Regions from separate parts of the Mus musculus genome. Here region 1 is linked to region 2. The links are chromatin loops, found by intact Hi-C in ENCODE. Cell type or tissue: left cerebral cortex. All regions are shown on one strand. Each heading gives the region's core, and the rest is flanking DNA. Links, peaks and the distances in the headings are about the cores only.

Region 1 (7,668 bases), core at 2,252-4,751, 150 kb before region 2:
ACTGCAGTTGAAGACCCAGAACTGAAAGGGTCATACAAAGAAGTTGAGGCTTGACACCATGAAGAGAGCCTATGACAGGCTATTAGTGAAGCCTAGCTACAGTTGAAGATCCCAGAGTATTGGAGATGCCAGTGCCATTCAGTGATCAAGAACAACAGGAGCAGTGGAGTGGAGCCACCCAGAGTATAGAATGCTACAGAGAGCAGAGCTAGAGATGTGACCCATGTCCTTTGGAGAAGCCCAGAAGATCATGTGTGGATCCCAAACATTGAAACAAGAAGCCAAAATGTTGAAGTTGCCTTGGAGACTCCAAGGTGTTTGAGATGCCAGAGCCATGGAATATCTGCTGAGGATAGCTCCTAACAGGAAGTGAAACCATCCCAGAAGGAAGAAGTTTGTTTCAGTCAACGAAGATGATGAAAAGGGAGTGGACATCTGAAGACCGTTTAGACATCTGCCATGGAGATGCAGAGTTTGGAGTTTGCCCAGCTGGTTTCCTGACTTGCTTTGGTGATTACAGTTAAGTGATTGGATGAATCTCAAAAGAGACTTTGAACTTTAAACTTTTAACATTGTTGAGCCTACTATAGACTATGGTGACTTTGGAAGTTGGACTAAATGTATTTTGCATTATGCTATGTTTAGGTATGGCCCCCATAGGCTCATGTTTGAAAAAGCGTATGAAAGCCAGGGAATGGAATGTGGTGGTTTGAGTATGTCTAGCCCAGGGAGTGGCACTATTTGGAGGTATAGCCTTGTTGGAGTAGGTATGCCAATGTGAGTTTGGGCTTTAACCCTCTTCTTGGCTTTTTAGAGGTCAGAGTTCTCCTGGCAGCCTTAGGATGAAGATGTAGAACTCTCAACTCCTCCTGCACCATGCCTGCCTGAACACTGCAATGCTCTGCCTTATTGATCCTGGACTGAACCTCTGAACCTGTAAGTCAACCCCAATTAAATGTTGTCCTTATAAGAGCTGCCTTGGTCATGATGTCTGTTCACAGCAGTAAAACTCTATCTAAGACTCCCTCCTTGCATGCATGTACTAAATATCTTCAAATGTTTAGGGCCCTAAGTTCTTTCCCCCTTCTGTCCTCTCCAGTTTCCCCTTCCCCTTCTGACTCATTCCTCCCCTTTTTTGTCTCCCCAGATAGTATCCTTCCTATAGGATACTTTTAGCTATGAAGAATCCATCCATGAAGGTACTAATCTGCAGTACTTATTGATGGCAAAATATGTACTTGGCATGCTATTTTTGAGTATCAAAGATAACTGATAGTGCCCCAGCCTTCAAGGAAGACACAATCCGGCTGACACTGGGCCACACTGCCAGTGAGCAGGGTTGTCAGTCAATAGAGTTAAAATGTAGTACAGCCGCATACTATAAAACATCTATTTCTCCTCATGTTTTCCCTTATCAGCTATAAGGTGGATTGTGCATCAACCGTTTCTGTTGTCCAGCATTCCGTGCAATGCTGAGGAAAAGATCGGCTACATTATGTGTTTTGTGTGAGTGAATTGGTAAAAGAGATTGGGTGACTTACGGATGAATTAAAAAAAAAATTTACTGGGAACAGCTTTTTACTATTTTTTTCCCTGAAAGCATCGTCCTCAATATCAAATCTAAGTGGGATTTTGTTTTCCCACTTAGTCATATTCTCAGAGAAGATACCCTCTTGAAAGCACTTGATTATATTTAAGGTAATATTCCCTGAGATGAGACCAGCAAACTCACTTGCGTCTCTGTGTACGCCCTCTGCAGGCCTCTGACCAGGTGGGACTCAGCTCCTTAACTTTTTTTTTTTTTTTAAACCATTTATAAGTTTGGTCTGTTAAAGAATTAAAACATCTTTGGGAGAATACAGCTAGAGAAACGAATGTCAAAGGGATTTGATCCCGCCAGACAGCAAGTGAGCAAAATCCCAAGGGTCTCTTTTGAGCAAACCAGGTGTCATCCAGATCTTCAGCAGCTGGGAACAAGAAGGCTGAGAAGCCCTCGCAAGAGAGCAGAGGGTCAAAAGCAAAGCCCAGATCCGCTCCTGTCCATCACCCCACATGAGTCACTCGGTCACCCTCAGTAGCTGCCCTGTTTCAGAATCTAGCAACTGAGACCCCAGAAACACTCATCACCAACTGTGGCGACCGAAGCGTCACACCCTGTTCCTCCTTCCATTTATGTTGCCTCTGTGCAGCACCTCAGATGGCCCAAACCACACAGTGTTCTGACTCCGAGAATCCCCTCTCTCCAGCACGTTGTCTTGGGACCAGTCTCTCTCTCTCTCTCTCTCTCTCTCTCTCTCTCTCTCTCTCTCTCTCTCTCTCTCTCTCTCTCTCTCTCTCTTTCTCTCCCCCCCCCGTCCCTCCCTCCCTCCCTCCCTCCTCCCTCCCCCCATCCAGCTATCACAGATTGCACGCTCTTCAGTGCAAACCAAGGGGACTCTCAGTATGGGGCTTTCTAACCTCTGTTAATCCCCCTGCCTCCACATTCCAGGAGTGCATGCCAAGCATAGGTGTGACTCCATTCTCCCTCCCTTTCCTGAAACCCTTTCCCTTCTGAGATCTCCAGGGTCAGGCTCTTTTCTGACTCATCAGCCCACCCACATGGGGGTCTCCAACCTTTGCACCCCAGCATCCAAATGGCATCCTTTCTGGTACTTGCCTCCTCTGGAGAGGATTGCTTTCCCGCTCAGAGACTCCTTGATAAGTCTCCCTTCGGGTTTCTGGGAGCCAGAGGGAGGAGATGTGTTACCCACTCGCTCAAGGGGAGCGGCAGGGGAAGCGACGCAAACTTCTGCTGCACTTACTTCGGGCCGAGGCTGCCGCCCCCGCTCCTCTCCGCTAGCTCTCCCACTGGCAGCTGCTTCTGGGCGACCCGAAGGAAGCCTCCACCATGCTCGCATTCCCCAGGCCAGCTACGACTGCGAAATGCGCAAGAAGGGAAAAATGAGTCTTTCGGTGGCAAGAGTGCCCTGTGTCCGGGTCCAGCACGGAGATCTTATTGCAAGCTTGAGCCTCCGCTACCTTTAGCAGCCCTGGGATGCTGTGCTGGGGCACTGCGCCCCGTGTGCCTCGCTCTTCGACTGGGCTGTTTCTGTCCGACTTGCAGTTTTAGTGCATGCCAGGACTGCAGCACCCTCTCCGTCCTCCTGGGGAGACGACTTTCAAGTCACCTGGAGGTTGGCGAGGCTCCTCCGCGGGCGCGCATCGTGACAGGGAGGAGCGCGGGAGCGGTGGCTGCCCGAGTGCGCCTCCAGCATCCTTAGCAAGGAGCGCACAGCCCTCTCCCGTCGCTCTCCTCCGGACTGCAGTCCTGACGTCACCTGCCCTCCCTCCCGCCCCACGGAGGAGCGGCGGCAGCAGAGGGTGGGGTGCGGTGAGCGAGGATGCTGGAGTGTGAGTGTGTGAGTGTGCACGCGAGCGTGTGCCCCGCAGGGCTGAGGACTGGGAGGAAACGCAGCTGGATCCGAAATCTAAGCTTTCGCAAAGCGGTGCTGAAGGGCTACAGTGAACAGCTGGGGGCGCTCGTTTCCCAGTTGGGGCTGAGTTTGGAGGAGACCAAGAGAGAGACAGATCGAGGTAGCAGTGAGGGTGGTGGGAGAGGTCCGAGTTGCAAAGGATGCATTAGAAGTTTGTAGGATGCACAGGACTCCTTCTTAAAAGCTGCGCAGGAGGCAAAGGGGGTTAACCACCATGGGACAGCGCAGCTTACTCTCCAGTAACAGTCTGGGTAGAGTTGGGAGCTCTCAGCCTTGGCTCTGGCTGCTAGTTCCCTACCGGGAGCGAGCTTTTGAGCCTCTAGTTGTTACAGAGTGATCACTGCAGCTGTTGGTCCCCACCTAACTTACTTCTTTTTATGAGCCTGGGGGAATTATGGCCAGAAACTGGGAGAAGGTGCCCTGAGCAAAAGTGGTCAAGGGCGAGGAGTGTGAGGGTCATCCTCTAGGTCCTAGGTCAAAGTCTGCCCGACTAGCGTGAGGATTCTGAGCAAGATTCCCTTGCTGTTTGTTGTCAAGGGTGAAACTAACTTCTTGTCTCTGCAGCCTTGCAAGACTTTCCTCCTTGTCCGAAATTGCCTTTGTGTTGGGATGGAGAAAGGTTATTCCTGGAGCACTTGTCCCCTTAGTATACTTTTTTTTTTTTTCCTGCACTCTACACTCCTCCCAGATCCCATGGCCAGCTAGGAGCTGACTGCAGGCTGAGGGAGGACTCCCTGGTAGGAGCGAAGTGTGCAATGCGCTGCTGCGCTCCAGTCCAGGCCGGATCTGCTGCCAGTATCTTGGCGTCCAGCTCAGGAGCGCTGCAGTGACTGCTCCCGCAGCCAGCAATTTTGTCCTGGTGAGAGGCAGTGAAATTTAACTGCAAGCATCTTCCTTCCTGTATCGAGACACCATTTAATCGCCGATGTGCTCATACTCATTAAAATCTTTTCAACGGAGACTAGGAAGAAGGAATTGAAAGAGATAAAATTATTCTCAGTTTCAAGATGTTATATATATATATATATATATATATATATATATATATATATATATATATATATATATATATATCCAACTTTCTAAAGTTTTGGAAGTGAGTTCAGTAAAGAAGCCCCAATCCCAGTTCTCCAATGGACTAAACAGAAGCAAGAGTAGGAACCATGCTACTGTGTTAGGTTTACTAATTTTTAAAACTCACACATTTAAACATTGGAAATCTAGCTAATCAGGTAAAATGATGGATATCCTCAATAACCACAGGCTGGGTCCACAAACAAATAGCATAATTAAAGCGTAAAGATACAACATTCTCCTAATGAGAGCAGGGAATAGCAGAGAGGGACATAGGGCCATCAGCCGCCATGTTCTTCTGGAACTGACCTATTTTTTAAGGTGTTATTTTGAAAGCACGGTGACACCATGAAAGTCTTACATAACCAGATCCCAGCTATGTGAGTTTCGAAAGCATAATTTCTCCGTAGGAGTCACCGTTCCCTGAAAATGCCAATTCAGATTAATAGTGTGGAAATAAGCAAGCCATTGACAAATTAGTGATTTGAAAACAAAATTGAAAAGTGACAGCTGTGAACCTTCCAAGCTGGGCCATGATTTTGTTTGCATGTGTTTAATGCAGGAAGTTAGTGATGCCCTGTCAGCTACTGTGACAGTATGGCTGACATGTCCTCAGCAAATTTTGTCCATTTGACATGACAGACACAAGCAGCTCCTTCCTTTATTTTGCATTGCATCTTGTGCACACCTGGAGGTCAGCCATGTGTATATGTTGATGTGATTGGTTGTTTGCATGTCTGTCTTCCTTCCAAGCTTATAAGCCATTCCCCAGTGGGCATTGGTTTGCTTTTCTTGGGATTCAGCATAGGGTCTAGTAAAGCTTCCCTGGATTGTTTTTAAAGAGTATAATATGACTACAATGAAGAATCTGGCTTTCAAATAGGAAGATGATTGGAACAAAGCCAAGAACCAGAAAGGACCCCAAGCACAGATCCTCAATCAGTGATCCCCAACCCCAGACACAGCAAGAGGACTGACAAGAACTGGAGAGGCCTTCAATAAATAGTGCTGGCAGAACAGAACTGGATACACAACCAAAAGAAGGAAGTCTGACCCTTAACACCACACAAAGTTGGATGAGAGTGGACAAAAGACTTAAGATGAGGCCTGAAGCCCAAAGAAGGGGACAGGACATGGATTCCTTGACAGTGTCTATGACCAGTGATATGTGGCCATCAACTTTTTTTCAATATTATATTGAAAGCTTGAGTTTCAAGAGCAAAGATCAATAAATGGAACAATATCAAACTGAAAAGCTTCTGGACCATGCATAATGGATATGGGTTACCATCCAATCTATGAAGTGTCTTTATAACTCAGTAGCAGATAAACAAATGACCCAATTAAAAAAATTAACAAAGGATCTAAACACACATTTCTCCAAAGAAAACATGAGCTTTTTGTTTGTTTGTTTGTTTTTAAGGCTAGAAAGTGAACTGGAGAGATACTTTACAGTTAAAAATGCTTTCTAGTCTTCCCGAGAACCTGAGTTGGGTTACTAGCACCCACACTGGGCTGCTCACAACCACATGTAAGTCTAGCTGCAAGGGATCCAGCACCATCTTCTGTTACCCATAGGTACCTGCACACATGAGCTATATATACATCACCACCAGCACTCTTCCTACCCCACATAAATAAAAATTAACAGTAAGTCTAAAAATCAAGTCCAGAGAGTATGGGTCAAGATGCTCAACATCATTGAATATCAAATGTAATCTAAATTAATATTACTATAAGATATCACCTTATATTTGTTAAGACAAATGACAATAACTATGAATAAGGGTGTAAGAAAAAGGAGAACCTTGTACCATATTGGTAGGAATATAATTAGATGCAGTCATTATGAAAAATATTTTTACAGTTAATAACAGTAGAAATACCATATGCCCCTCAATCCATATCCCAGGTATATAGCTGAAAAAGATGAACTCAATCTCTCATAACAATGCCTGTGTCTCCTCCATGCTCATTGCAGGATTATTAATAATATGCATGGTTTAGGAATAACCTAAAAGAAATGATAGCACAAAAACGATATAATTCAGCCTTAAAAGGGAAATCCTGTTATTTTCTACACCATGGCTGGACTGTCTAAAATGCATGACAAACATTTTTTATTATGTAGAGTGTAGCACACCCATCAGCAGGGTATAGCTATTGCTGATAAGCAAGGAGAAAAGGTCAACTCTTCTTACCCTGAACTTCTCCCCAACCATTGTGAGAGGAGCCACAGTCCAAATCTATCAGGTCAGAGTCCAGTGTTCTGTGACTGTGCTCCCAGCACAGACTATGTTATCCAAGTAGTTCAAGTACCAAGCACATTATAGGAACCGGATAGAGAACAAACTCTCTACCCCAGAACAAACACGGCAATCTGCAACTATACTAACAAAGACATAAGAACCCTTAGGGAGTCAGAACCAGAGGATCCTGGGTAGGAAGTACAGCTTTAACATACTGCTTTTTCATATGATGCACCACAGTATATGATTAATATTAGCTATTAATATTCCTAAACCAAAATGGCAAACATATGCTGGCAAAATTATGGAGAAACTTGGCTCTATCATTCTAGAAGCTATCTCCTAGGAAGAATAAGCTCCCATGGTCTTTGAAGCAACTTCTCACCTTCTATACCAATTAGAAAGAGCGTGTGCATGAAAGGACAAAGGCAAAGCTAGTCCTGGTAATACATGCCTAGAATCCCAGCATTCGGGAGCTAGAGGTGGGAGGGCCGAAGAGTCATGATCAATTTGAACTCTGTAACAAAACCCTTTTGGAAAAATAAACTAAACAAAATGTCCCCCAAGCCAAACACCATTTTTTTTGTTATTGAATCTTTTTATTAGATATTTTCTTCATTTACATTTCAAATGCTATCCTAAAAGTCCCCTATACTGTCCCCCTACCCTGTTCCCCAAGCCCACCCTACTCCCCAATCCACTCCTGCTTCCTGGCCCTGGCATTCCCCTGTACTGGGGCCTATAATCTTCACAAGACCAAGGACCTCTCCTCCCATTGATGAGCTACTTGGCCATCTTCTGCTACATATACAGCTAGAGACATGAGCTCTGGCGGGGGGGGGGGGGAGGCGTACTGGTTAGTTCATATTGTT
Region 2 (7,668 bases), core at 3,306-5,805:
AAGTCCTGAATGGCATTCTAGAGATGGATAACCCATCATTTTTTAAAGTAATACTTTATTGATTGTTTGACATTTGACACATTTATACAATTTATTTCGATCATATCCATCCTTCAACACCTTCCTCCAACTCTCATTACTGTGCCCCACCTCCCTCCTCCCCCCAACTTCATGTCTTCTTCTTTTCTTATTGATAATCCCAAATCATAATTGGTGCTGCTCATTGTCAGAGGCTGTGAGGTCATTATCTGGGATTAAGCAGCACAAATGGCCATATTACCCCAGAGAGATGAATCTCCCTCCAGAATAGTTCCTCTGCCAAGGTCCCTCACTCATACCGGAATTCTGACTGTCTTGGCGCTGTGCTCATTTGTTCAGTAACCCCTGGTGCTGTGAGTTGATGTGTGGAGCAGCCATATTGTGTCTGGAAGTCAGTGTTTCACGATCTCCTCCCCATCTGCCAGCTTTCATATTTTTTTTTTTGCCAACTCTTCTGCCACATTCCCTGAGTCTCAGAACAGGAGGGAGGGATGTGTGTAGATGATTCACCACAGCTGAGTACTCACAGTTGCTCATACTTGACATTTTGACCAAATATTTAGTCTCTGTATTAATTACTATTTGCCACAAAAAGAAGCTTTTCTGACAAAGGTTATATAACTTGTCATTTTAACATTTCCCTCACTGTGAGATAGCAAATTTTTTTCTGGTTTTGACCCCATAAAAATTCCATTCCATATATATATATGCAAATACATATACATCATATACATATACATATCCTGTCTGCTAACAAGAAATTTCTTGAAGTAGAATGATTAAATCAACTGTGGGAACATAAGAAAGGCATTAGCATGTCAAATGCTTACTCTGAATGGTTTTACTGGTTTATACTCCTCAACAGAAATGAGGATTCTAGCTTCTAATAACAATTATCACAATTTGAACAGCAGGACATTTGATATGAGACTAATTTTCAACATTTTACAATCATTATTTCATTTAATCCTCTCTAAGATCCTGGGAGATGGTTACTTACATGATCTTCATTTTCAACTGAGAAAAACAATCTTATAGAAATTAAATGTTATACCAACCTCCCTTGGCAGAAAGAAAACAATAAATGAGACCATTTGGCCAACCAAGTACCCTGTAGAGATATATCAGTAGGGGTGGGTCTTTGAGGGATATAACCTAACCATGCTTCCTGTCTAGTTCTGATTGCTGACTTACCATGTCTGAGGGACTTCTGCCTCACACAACTAACAATGATAGTAGACAGAAAAGGAGTTAGATATGAGGAGAACTGTTTCTGCAACTTAGTAGCTGGGCTTTCTGATGGTCAGAATGTTCTTTTGTTGTTAAACATGCTTTAAACTGCAGTTAGGGTGTCCCCACCAAAATAGAAGGTAAGTTATCAGGGCATCTTCCCAGCCATGCACATGATAAAGGGTCTTCATCCCTAACAGACACGACCTCATTATATCACTTGTACTATAATCTGGATAACCCCCTCTCCACCTTTTGTGGACGTTTCTAGAAGATCATGGGAGCAATACCCAAAAAGAGAAGACTTTAGGAAGGGATCACAGCACCCCATGAATATGCCACAGACCTCATAAATGTTCATTAAATCATCTTTAAAATCTACAACATAGAACCCACATGGCCGATGCCCTCTTGGGGACTCCTACTGCAGCCTTCCTTTGTAATATATGCTTTACTTGGTTTTGTTGAATAAACTTCTGCTCAAACAATGTCTTTGGCCTGAATTCTTGCCTTCAAAAAGATGAAAACCAAGAGATTACCAAAAACCAGGACAGAACTGTTTAGCTACCACCATTCCCTGTCATGTGGACTGAACACCATGAACTCATGATCCAAAAACAAAACAAAACAACCCTTTCTCCCTTAAGTTGTCTCTGTCTGGTGTTTTGCCATAATGATCAGAAAAAGTAACAAGTACTCTAACCAGTTTGTGGTGGGAAAAGAAAAAGAGAGAGAGAGGAAGAAGAAGGAGGAGGGGGGTGGGAGGGAGGGAAGGGAAGGGAAGGGAAGGGAAGGGAAGGGAAGGGAAGGGAAGGGAAGGGAAGGGAAGGGGAGGGGAGGGGAGGGGAGGGGAGGGGAGGGGAGGGGAAGGGAGGGGAGGGAAAGGGGAGTGAAAGGGGGAGGGCAAGGGAGAAGGGAGGAGAAGAGGAGGGAAGGGAAAAAATGAGCAACAAACATTTTCTCAGATTAACCATGACAAAATCAAGAAGTGAAAAATGTCAGCAAAATCTTGCTGGCATATGCAATAGTGTCTGGGTTTGGTAGCTGTTTATGGGATGGATCTCCAGGTGTGGCAGTCTCTGGATAGTCCTTCCTTCCATCTCAGTTCCGAACTTTGTCTCTGTAACTCCTTCCATGGGTATTTTGTTCTGCATTCTAAGAAGGAATGAAGTATCCATACTTTGGTCTTCCTTCTTCTTGAGTTTCATATATTTTTCAAATTGTATCGTGGGTATTCTAAGTTTCTGGGCTAATATCCACTTATCAGTGACTGCATACCATGTGTGTTCTTTTGTGATTGGGTTACCTCACTCAGGATGATATCCTCCAGATCCATCCATTTGCCTAAGAATTTCATAAACTCATTGTTTTTAATAGCTGAGTAGTACTCCATTGTGTAAATGTACCACATTTTCTGTATCCATTCCTCTGTTGAGGGACATCTGGGTTCTTTCCAGCTTCTGGCTATTATAAATAAGGCTGCTATGAACATAGTGGAGTATGTGTCCTTATTACAAGTTGGAACATCTTCTGGGTATATGCCCAGGAGAGATATTGCGGGATCCTCCGGTAGTACTATGTCCAATTTTCTGAGGAACCACCAGACTGATTTCCAGAGTGGTTGTACAAGCTTGCAATCCCACCAGCAAGGGAGGAGTGTTCCTCTTTCTCCACATCCTCTCCAGAATCTGCTGTCACCTGAATTTTTTATCATAGCCATTCTGACTGGTTTGAGGTGGAATCTCGGGGTTGTTTTGATTTGCATTTCCCTGATGATTAAGGATGTTGAACATTTTTCCAGGTGCTTCTCACCCATTCGGTATTCCTCAGTTGAGAATTCTTTGTTTAGCTCTGTATCTCATTTTTAATAGGGTTATTTGATTTTCTGGAGTCCAGCTTCTTGAGTTCTTTGTATATATTGGATATTAGTCCCCTATTGGATTTAGAATTGGTAAAGATCCTTTCCCAAACTGTTGGTGGCCTTTTTGTCTTATTGATATAGCTGTCTCTTGTGAGGTTATGCCAGTGCCTGAAGTGGATGCCCACAGTCATCTATTGGATGGAACACAGGGCCCCCAATGAAAGAGCTAGAAAAAGGACCCAAGGAGCTAAAGGAGTCTGCAATCCTTCAGGAGGAACAACAATATGAACTAACCAGTAACCCCCCAGAGCTTGTGTCCCTAGTTGAATATGTAGCAGAGGATGGCCTAGTAGGCCATCAATGGAAGAAGAGGCCCTTGTTCTTGCGAAGATTATATGCCCCAGTACAGGGGAATGCCAGGGCCAGGAAGAGGGGTGGGTTTCAGAACAGGGTGGGGGAGAGGGTATAGGGGACTTTCGGGATAGCATTTGAAATGTAAATGAAGAAAATATCTAATTAAAAAATACATAATAAAAAAAAAGAAGTGAAAAATGGTGTGTCCCGAAGAACAGAGAGTTGAGCAAGGATTTCCCAGTTTGTGAGCAATGACAGAACACACAGCAGGAAAGCAGTTTGTTTTTGTGCTGGGGATCAGCCAGTAACCTTGCTTCAGGGTGTGAGGTGGATAATTCCATGATGTGAAGCTTAATTTAGGATAAAACAGGCCACATACCCACACAGACAGGCAGAGCAGGCTCCAAGCAGCTGGTTCTCAGAGTTGCACACGGTGCTGCGGCTGCAAGATTCATCCCGCTTAGTGGAGATCACATCAGCAAAGACTCTGCTGAGCAGAAGCCTGCAGAGTAACAAAGAGCTGATTTGAAGTTCAAAATTTAGAAATAAATTATAAGGAAAATTCATCAGCTCCCCCCCCCCCCCCCCGCAGGCCGCTCTGCTTTTTGTTTGTTTTGGTTAAGTGACAGAGAAAGAGAACCTGCTTCAGCCACTGAGACCCAAATGTTTGACACCCTCCTCCCCACCCCACCCCACTCCACACACACACAAACACTCCAAAGGATGCATGTGGCAAGCCACGCTGATCTTTAAACAACACCTCTGTGTTGTTGACTTCCAGTCCCACTCAGCTTATCAGCAGTCACAGTCTGCAGAGACTGCTGTGGGAAAGCCAAGAGGAAAGGAGTGAAACTGTTCAGATAGCAATTTTAGGCTTTGATGAGCCCCCTGGTGGCAGTTTTACCTGATTATAAGGTGCCACTCACCAGAACCAGGTGACAGATTAAACACTAATGTGGGGTCCTTCATGGGTCTCTAATGGAATCGTGTCACCATGAGTTTTAGTTTAGATTACTCTATATCCACTATTAAATCATAGAAAATTTTTGTGTGGCTGCTTTAATCAAATTCCAAAGGGAATGCCAGTGAAGGCACATTATAAGTAAAGGAATGTGTAGTTCAATTCTTTTAAAGGCTTTATAACTAAAAGAAAGGCATAGCCAGTTAGGATGCTCTTGAAGAAGCTGGAGAAAATAGTTTATAGGAGAATGTACCAAAGAATTTGGCTGACGGAATGTCAAGAGTTGTTTCTATCCTTGGCCCTGCAGGGAAGGAACCATGACTTCCCAAAAATTCATCCTAGCCTGAGCACCTGGTACTTCTGCTTTTCTCCCAGGACCTGGGAGCTCTGAGGTTTACCAGAGACTCAAGGGTGGACCAGTGAATGCCCTGCTCAGCCCTGGCTCTGCAGTTGACCTAAATAAATCCAGAAAACTCCTTCACTTCCCCTAAGGGGATAAAGGCAGGCCTTTCCAGACAGGCTCTGGATGCTGTAGCCCAGAAATACAATGATTTCTTGAGGACCATGAGCCGAGGCAGATGAGGATAACCAGGATCTTTTTCCAGAAACCAGATACTGGGTGTAATTAGGATTCAAAAAAAAGAGATGAATATAATACAGTGATTCAAAAGCCAACCCATTTAAGTCTCTCTGAAGAAATTAATACTGTTCCCACATTAATATCCGTTTTATCCTGCAAATAATTTGTCAGGGAAACATGATTCTTAAGAGCATAATAAATTCATGTTATCAGTTGCTCATATGAGCCACAGCTATTTCTTATTTTAAAACAAATCATTTTTCCCACCAGAAGGCAGAATTTGGTATAGGTTTTGATAAATTGTTCAATAATTGCTTAGAAATTATAAATATATCTGAATTTAATTATGGAAATCTTTATCCAAAATTATATCAAGTATGAATACTGTGACTAAATTCTAATTACTGAGAGAAGATAATTACATGCAAAACAAATAGAGCTAATCAAAATCATTAGCAGAACTTGTTAATCAATCACTTAAATCCCATTTTGCCATCCAGAAAGTGTGAGCGTATACGGAGCAAGGGAGAAGGGCATTAATTAAAGGGACACCTCTGAGAATTCCAGAGAGTGATAAAGGGGTGACAATTTCCATGGTGGAATATTTGCCAAAGAGAAATTAGCGATGAACTCTGTTGCTTGCATGCTAATTTCCAAAACGCCATAAACAAAGCAGTCATTTCCTGATGTTTCTCTAAGATGCTCCCAGCAGAGTTGACCTATTTATAGCTCCAATTGCCAACATACCAACCAAGTGGCTGAGACAGAGAAATCGGATCTAAAATGCTTTTGCACTATTTCCTTTCCTTGGAGGAAATGGATTTGAGTATTAAAAGTCAGCTCTTCAGTAGTTCCTTATTGATCCCTTCCCAGGAAACTTGAGATACATGCACACACACACTGTGTGGGCACAGGAAGAAACTACAGCTCGAGGTGCACACACTTGCTTTCCCGCACTGGAACTTAGCCCTATTTAGGCTGTTTTTTACAAGTGAAATGTTGTGAGGAAAGTAAACAAGACAAAAGTGCACATTTCAAGAGTAAAGAGCTAACACTGAAGCACACAGTAGTTGGGTCATGGTAAATGGGAGAAATAGGAACAAGCAAAGAAAGCTGAGAGAAAATTCAGCTGTAGCACTGGAATTTTGTCAGGGAGAAAAGAACCAGGGGACGATCTCCCCAGGGGAAATAATTAACCCCTGGGAAAGACGCTAGAATTAGAAACCCAGGAAGTTCACCAAGGAAGGCCATTTCCTAGATATGAAGATGACTTTAAATGTGTCTTACAATTGTACCGCTTGGGAGGCTGGGTCAGGAGAATTGTGATATCAAGTCTGTCTCAAAACAAAACAAAACAAGCAACCAAAGACCCCTGAATATACTGGGGTGAGATAATGGTAAGATTAGAAGACATCAAGGAGATGGAGAGTTAGCTGTCTCACCAGGACTGAGTGGGGCTGGTCTTCCTGCACTTTCAGAACTGTAACTCTCCCCTGCCCTGCTAGAGCAAGAAGCGTCCCCTGCAGGTATCAACAGAAGCCAAGGAGCCAACCCCACTGCACCTGGCAGTCCAATCCAGCAAGCTCACCCTGTCTGCCAGTACAATGGCAAAATCTGCCAGCTAAAATGGAAGAAGTGTTCACTGAGCATCCTGACACTGTCTGAACAACCAGACTTCAGTCAGAAATGCTGCCTAGTTTCCCAAAGATCGGGGAGATCTCAAACTGAAGGCCAAATACAATCAATAGAAACCAGCACATGAGACAAATGTTGGAATTGCTGGCACATATTTAAAGGTATGTACCACCACACCTGGCTACTGGCACATATTTGAAACAGCCAAAATACAAGTGTCTCAAAGGACTGATTTTAAAAAATGTAAATACAATTAAAAATGTAGAAAGCTTGAGCAAGAAAAACAAAGATTTATTTAAAAAAAAACCCCACTAGTCAAATGAAAAGTCTAGATATGAAAAACACAAGTGAAATAGAAAGCCTAAGCTGGGGCTCGCTCATCAGCAAGGGAAGGGACACACAGTCAGCAAGCAGGGAGACAGCACTGAAGACACTAGAACTAGAAGGAACCTGACATCAGCATTCCAGAGGAAGACAGGAAGTGGGGCTCAAAGAGTGAGTGTGGGAAGAATTTGGTAGGAGATAGAAAGTTCAGATCTGAGAAGCTGAGTAGACCAGAACATAACATAATTATCCGCAAAGTTCTGAAAATTAGTCTTGAAAATATCCCAGAAAGAGAGAGAGGGGGGTGGGGGTGGGGGTAACGATTCAGACCATAGCAGAGTCTCCTATAGCAGATACCACAGAAGCTTGAAGGAAGTAGTAACTTTTTTTTTCAATAGCTTAAAGAGACAAATTGGTGATTTATAATCTTAGATCCTCAGGAAAACAGGAAATCAATACCTGAGATGAGAGAGAAGAGAGAGAGAGGAAAGAGAGGAGAGGGACAGAGAGTGAGAGAGAGGAAAGAGAGGAGAGGGACAGAGAGTGAGAGAGAGAGAGACAGAAAGAAGAAAGAGGGAGAGAGACAGAGACTGTGACAGAGACAGAGAGAGACTAGGAAAATATCTCTTACCAACTTGATGAGAACATGAGTACTAAGTACTTGCAGCCCAAGTAGTAATTGCC

Evidence for each region. Hi-C counts contacts between places; a loop is a spot of excess contacts. Peaks named below come from ENCODE experiments on the same cell type or tissue, not always from the same donor. Only the 100,000 strongest peaks of a DNase experiment are listed, where the experiment ranks them.
Region 1: a loop joins it to region 2, with 2.4 times the contacts of the local background. A loop is called at or near these places in 5 of 42 quality-filtered maps.

The regions. Positions count from the first base shown.
Region 1 is chr2:19,905,413-19,913,080 of GRCm38, reverse strand. It overlaps a transcript of Etl4 not described here. Among named protein-coding and RNA genes, the nearest start is that of Gm24670, 220 kb to the right of the region's middle. In left cerebral cortex, for the core only: a CTCF peak has its summit at 3,489 (motif pointing right); DNase peaks (open chromatin) are centred at 2,837, 3,369 and 4,213; H3K4me3 peaks cover 1,853 bases; H3K27ac peaks cover 1,702 bases.
Region 2 is chr2:19,756,001-19,763,668 of GRCm38, reverse strand. No RefSeq gene overlaps it. Among named protein-coding and RNA genes, the nearest start is that of Gm24670, 69 kb to the right of the region's middle. In left cerebral cortex, for the core only: a CTCF peak has its summit at 4,380 (motif pointing left); DNase peaks (open chromatin) are centred at 3,836 and 4,339.